Regions from separate parts of the Homo sapiens genome. Here region 1 is linked to region 2. A link is a contact called in ENCODE Hi-C or POLR2A ChIA-PET data. All regions are on one chromosome and are shown on one strand. The core of a region is the stretch at or near the end of the contact, and the rest is flanking DNA. Distances in the headings are between cores, read along the strand shown. Region 1 holds the start of SLC43A1 (solute carrier family 43 member 1). Region 2 overlaps RTN4RL2 (reticulon 4 receptor like 2).

Region 1 (2,700 bases), core at 1-2,500, 40 kb before region 2:
CCCTTTTATCTGAGGCCTTCTTGGAGCTTTCTGTAGTCATTCTTGTTTTGTTTTTGAGACAGAGTCTTACTCTGTCACCCAGGCTGGAGTGTAGTGGCATGATCTTGGCTCACTGCAGCCTCCATCTCTCCAGCTCAGTGATCCTCCCACTTCAGCCTGCTGGGTAGCTGAGACTGCAGGTGCACACCACCATGCCTGGCTATTTTTTTTTCTTTTTTGTAGAGACGGGGTTTCACCATGTTGTCCAGGTTGGTCTCGAACTCCTGAGCTCAAGCGATCCTCCTGCCTTGGCCTCCCAAAGTTCTGGGATTACAGGCATGAACCACCACACCTGGCCACCAGTATCACTCTTTTTTTAAAAAAATTTTATTTTTATTTTAAGTTCTGGGGTACATGTGCAGAATGTGCAGGTTTGTTACGTAGGTAAATGTATGCCGTGGTGGTTTATTGCACCTATCAACCCATCACCTAGGTATTAAGCTCAGCATGCATTAGCAGCACTCTTAACACACAATTAAACTCACATGTAATGAGATTACTTCTCATTACTCCACACCATAGTAGTCTATTTTACAGATGAGGATACTGAGGCTCAGGGAGGCTGAGAGATTTACCTGGAGTCAATCAATTGTTGATCTGGAAGCATCCGATCACCAGGTCTTCTGAAATAATGACAGCAGCAACAATTAACATTATGCTTACTATGCCAAATGCTATGCTTAGCATTTTACCTGCATCACAATCGCGATTCCTTTGGGCAGTTAGGTAGGTTCCATTTTAACCGAATTTAAAGAGGAGGAAGCTGAGGCTCAGAGAGGTAACTTGCCCTAGGTAACCCAGGGTAGTCAGTTAAAAAGTCAAGACTCAGACCTCGATCTGACTAACTCCAAAGAAACCCGTGCCACTCTGCCTCTCGGAAAACACTGCTTCCAGCTGCACAGTTCAAAACCCCACCCAAGGCGGCCCTGAATCGCGGTCAGTCGGCTTCAGCCGAATCGCACTTTGTTTTGAACAAGGATACAGAGGGCGCTGCCTGATGTTAGTCTGGGGGCTTGGGGGAGAAGATGGGGGTCCAGGGTGGAAATGTAGGTGCTGGGGCTGTGCCAGAGGGAGAGTGTCCGGGACCAGCGGGCGAGTCACGTGCGCGTGAAACTCGACCTAAGGGGAGGGGAAAAGAAGGGAGCCCCCGCCCCCACCTCGGGGCGCAGCTCCGGACGCGTGTAAATACAACTATCAACTCCGCAGATCCACTTCATCCAAGCCCAGCTTCGCAGACCTCTGGCGCCCGGCGGGTTCCCAGTTCCCCCGCTTCTTCCGAGGAGACAGCGGAGGCGAGGCCACCGGGCTGTCAGGCTGAAGCTCCGTGGCCGCCGGGTCCTGCACGCAGAGAAGACCCCAGCGCCGGCGCGGCTCAGGGCTGGGCCCACGGGACTCCGGACGCGCCGCGAAAGCGTTGCGCTCCCGGAGGCGTCCGCAGCTGCTGGCTGCTCATTTGCCGGTGACCGGAGGTGAGCAGCGTGGGCGGGGAGGGGGCGCGCGTAGGGTCTCCGGCTATGCGTCGGCTGAGAGACACCGAGGCCGGCTCCCGCCGACACTGCCAGGCTTCCCAAGGAAAGACCGTTACTTGCGCCCGCGGTCCCGCGGCACAGTGTCCCATCTCGCCAAGCGCGTCCTTCCCTTTTCTTTTCTCTGACCCCTCCGACTCTTCTCTTCCTCCCGGGTCCCCGCTCGCTGCACTTCCTCTGCTTAGAGCTGCGCGTTTGCCAGAGTTCCAGCGGACCTCCTGGAGCGCTTGAACCCAAAGCCCCGTTTCACAGATGAGAATACCGAGTCCCCCTGGAAGAAGTGACTGGTACTTCCTCCCCTCTCTCTGGGTCTTTCTTGCCCTTCTCCTCTCCGCTTTCCTCGGTCTCATCCCAGTTGTCGCTCCCCGCCCCCGCGCCGCCCGCGTTCCCTCTCCTCCCGCCGAGGCTGCAGCGGCCGCGGCGGGGGGAGCTGGGGCTCTTTCCCTCCCTTTGGTAAACACACCCGCCCGCCAGCCCATCCGCCACCGCTGCCCTTATAAAGTCAGCAGCCGCCAGACTTCCTGCCGAAGTCCGAGCCCCCTCCCGGGGCTGGAGGGGGGCAAGCGGGTTCCGAGGTGCAAAGCCTGGTGCCCCGAGCCCTGCGGAGTGAGTGAGGGGCGCGCGGGGGAGGAGGGAACCGAGGAGAGCCCGTCCTGGGTCTCCCTCCACGTGGCAGCTGTTGGCTTGGCCCGAGAGACTGTAGGGTCGTGGGTCACCTGATACGGAAAGGGGGAGGGCTTGCTGTCGCCCGGCCCCAGAGGGAAGGAGAGGTCTTGGAGGGGCAACTGGAAGATGGGGTCGTAGGGTAGCCTTGAACTTGCCCTTCTTCCTGCCAGCTTCTAGGGGTCTTTCCTGGCGCGAGAGTCCGGACATGGGCCCGCGGTGCTTCAGAGCGCGCTCTGCCCCTTGCTGTCCTCTGGGGACCTGGGCAGATGCGGACTTTCTCCCCAGCAGCCCGGCCCTGAGCGCCCTGGCCTGGGTGAGAGAACCCGGCAGCCTGCTAGGAAGCTGCAGCGCGCAGACAGGACCTTCCTTGTTTCCGATAGTGGCTCAGCGGGAGCCCCGTGCCGCGTGCACCTCTGGCACTGCTAGTGCGCGCGGAGCCAGCTCCTTGGCACCGGCTGGGAAGCCCAGG
Region 2 (2,818 bases), core at 186-2,685:
TCCTGGCCCTGCAATCCTTACATTCTGAGACCTCATCCCGCTTTCGGGGTCCCAAGTCAACAAATCTTACAGTAGATAAAATAATAGAATTTTTTAATAAATTTTTTTTCCCAAACAACTTCTTTTGATCTTCACCACGCAGGGGCCACAGTGGAGAGGAAAGTTCTCTCCAGGTGCCCTAAAAAGTGTCCAGGGTAGACTTAGGAGAAAAGTATTCCTCCAGTGTCAGGAGGTTGAGGGGACTAGGGTAAGCAGGGGTCAGGGTCAGCCTGGCCCTGACTGAGGCATCCCCCAAAGGGTCCTGGGTGGGGCTCCCTGGGGGAGCTTCCAAAGGCTCTGCTGGTGGAAGACGCTCTGCAGACAAAAGCCCCTCTGGTGTCCGCTGTGGGCCCTTAGGAGTGCGGGTCAGCGGCTGCCTGGGGGGCCCCACCCCAGCCTTGGGATGGGGAAGAGTTAATGGCCAGAACTGGGGAGGGCAGGGCTGAGCCACCACACACGCCCTCTTGGGGCTGCCACAAGTCAGGACAGCCCAGGGGGCAGGCAAGGAGAGGCGGCCTGCTCCCCGGGGAGGAGAGGAGCTGGGAGGGGAAAGGGAGGCAGCAAGGCCAGGGAAGGTGGGGCGACTGGGGCCGGAGCCGCAGCCCCGGGTGGACGGGAAGCGGGGATCGGACACTGGCCTCTTCGATCTCAGCACCGCAGTCAGAGGTGGTGGGGCACCAGGAGCAGGAGGCAAAGCAGAGGGCTGGGGAGCCCGGCCGAGAGCGCAGGGCCTCGGGAGTCCGGGGGCGCCTGGCAGGCAGCGCCGGGGCACATCTGCTCCCCTCGCTGGTCCTCACCCCCGTAGCCCCCCCAGTAGTCGTCCTCAGTAGGCGCGTCCCCGCCCTGGCGCCCCCGCGAGTCTTCGGCAGGCAGATCTCGGTAGAGGGTGGAGGGATCGGCTGGGGGCGCCCCGGCCTCGGCCACCCCGTACAGGTGGTTGGAGGAGCTGTTGCCGCGGGCGCGGCTGCCCGGCCGCGTGGGTGCCGCGGGCGGACACGCCTGGAAGTCGGCCTCGCGGAGCGCGCGCAGGTCTCGGCCCTGGCGCTCCGGGGGGGTGGCGCAGGTCACGTCGGAGCTGGACACGCGCGCGCGCTGGAACCAGGCCCAGAGCGGCCGCGCGCGGCAGTCGCACGCCCAGGGGTTAGCGTTGAGCCGCAGGAACTCGAGCGAGGGCAGGTCGGCGAGCGCCTCGCCGGGCAGCGAGGCCAGGCTGTTGTTGAACAGGTAGAGGATGGTGAGGCGGCTGAGGCCGCGGAAGGCCGCGCGGTGCACGCCCTGCAGCCGGTTCCCGTGCAGCAGCAGCCGGTCCAGGCTGCCCAGGCCGCGAAACACGTGCTCTGTGAGCAGCCGCAGGCGGTTCCCGTGGAGGAAGAGGTGGCTCAGGTTGGCCAGGTCCGCGAACAAGTCATCCTGGGTGGGGTGGAGTGGGGCACAGAAGAAGAGAATGGGCCTGAGGTAGGGTGCAGACCCCGCTGGGGCCTTGGCCGGGGGAGGGAAGGGGGTGCACCGTGGCAGAAGAGAAAGGGTTGACCTTTTGATTCATAGCATCCTGGATTTGGATTCTGCCTCCTCTAACCTATTTGCTGTGGAAAAAGTGGTATTGGTGAGGTCAGTGGTTCCTAAACTTTCGGGTGTATTAGGATCCCCTGCGGATCTCTGAGCGGGGTGGGGCGGGGGGCAGAGTTTCTAATTCAGGAGGTTTGGGGTGGAGCCTGGGAATCCCCATGTCTACAGGTTCCCCAGGGAAGCCAGTGTGGCCATTGGCAGGACCACAGTTTGAGTTTCAGAACTTCTGGTTTGGTGAAGTATGGAGACTGGGGAGCCAGCCTTTCTGATTTCAAATCTTGGATCTGTCATTAACTGATGCCACCGTGGGCAAGTCACTCAGGATATCTGTGACTCAGTTTCCTCATCTGTATAATGTAGAGATTAAATGAAGCAGCATGTATGAAGGTGCTTAGAACACCTTTCCTTGTGGAGTTCTATGAGTTCCATGAGTTAGCCATTATTCTTTTTTTTTTTTTAATTTTTGTTTTTGTTTTTGTTTGTTAGCCATTATTCTTAACTTGGCCAAGCCAGTCATCTCTCTGTGCCTGTTTCCTCATCTGTAAAATGGGGATGAGTATACCTACTTCCTGGGTTTGTTCTGAGGATTCCAGAGGATGGTTCACATAAAGATCATATGAGGGAAGTGCTGGACACGTGCCCAGCACACAGGGATTTGGTCCAATTATGAAGCCCACAGGCTCAGCACTTAGAGCCCTAGTTCAAAATCCAGCTTGCCTTTTCCCTAGCTGTGTTATTTTAGGCAAGTTTTAACCTCATGGAGTCTCAGGTTCCTCAGTATGTACAATATTCCTTATTATGTATAACCCCCTCAGCAGGCTAAAGGAGGGTTGGATGATAAATGCTGTTAAGGGTACAGTATCTGGCAGGTGCATAGTCAACCATCAATAAATGGTGGCTACTATGACAATAGGGGCTCAGTAACAATTGGGTCCTGTCCCTTTTCTTTAAAAGAGGAGCTCCCTGGGGGAACCAAAGTACTGCTACTAGGCTGGGTATTGGGGTGAGGGGCATCAGCTCCACCCCCAGAGGCGGCAGGGGAGGAGAGGAAGGAAGCCACATTGCATTACTACTCCCCTTAGAGGCGCTGTCCCACCTGCCTGGTGCTAGGGAGTCACCTAATCAGGCCACATTAGTGCAGAAAGGACCTTGGAACTATGGTTCAGAATTAACAGCGGGGGGCGGCGGGTGTGTGTGGCCCACGGCCAGTGGG

Evidence for each region. Hi-C counts contacts between places; a loop is a spot of excess contacts on that map. ChIA-PET counts read pairs that join two places held with the same protein, here RNA polymerase II (POLR2A). Pooled maps may share reads with other maps.
Region 1: a map of CD14-positive monocyte shows a loop between it and region 2 (2.1-fold over the local background). The contact joins the promoter of SLC43A1 here to the enhancer-like site in region 2. A Hi-C loop is called at or near these places in 18 of 168 maps with a recorded cell type or tissue (A673, B cell, CD14-positive monocyte and 14 more), 7 of 37 single-sample maps with no recorded cell type and 15 of 50 pooled maps. POLR2A ChIA-PET finds 5 or more read pairs at or near these places in 20 of 52 experiments (AG04450, CD4-positive, alpha-beta memory T cell, Caco-2 and 15 more).

Annotation. Positions count from the first base shown.
Region 1 is chr11:57,514,252-57,516,951 of GRCh38, reverse strand. SLC43A1 (solute carrier family 43 member 1) reads left to right here and starts at 1,250. Exons shown (of 15, transcript NM_003627.6): 1 at 1,250-1,508. RefSeq lists an enhancer at 1,027-1,096.
Region 2 is chr11:57,474,793-57,477,610 of GRCh38, reverse strand. RTN4RL2 (reticulon 4 receptor like 2) reads right to left here. Exons shown (of 3, transcript NM_178570.3): 3 at 77-1,449. The coding sequence ends at 700. Among named protein-coding and RNA genes, the nearest start is that of RTN4RL2, 16 kb to the right of the region's middle. RefSeq lists a silencer at 646-1,115 and enhancers at 1,436-1,585, 803-1,631, 2,805-2,818. Within about 2 kb of position 1,435, at least 9 of the 41 ENCODE cell types and tissues checked have a DNase peak (open chromatin) inside an H3K27ac peak, as active enhancers do; they include body of pancreas, pancreas, psoas muscle and 1 more, where a contact is called at or near this core.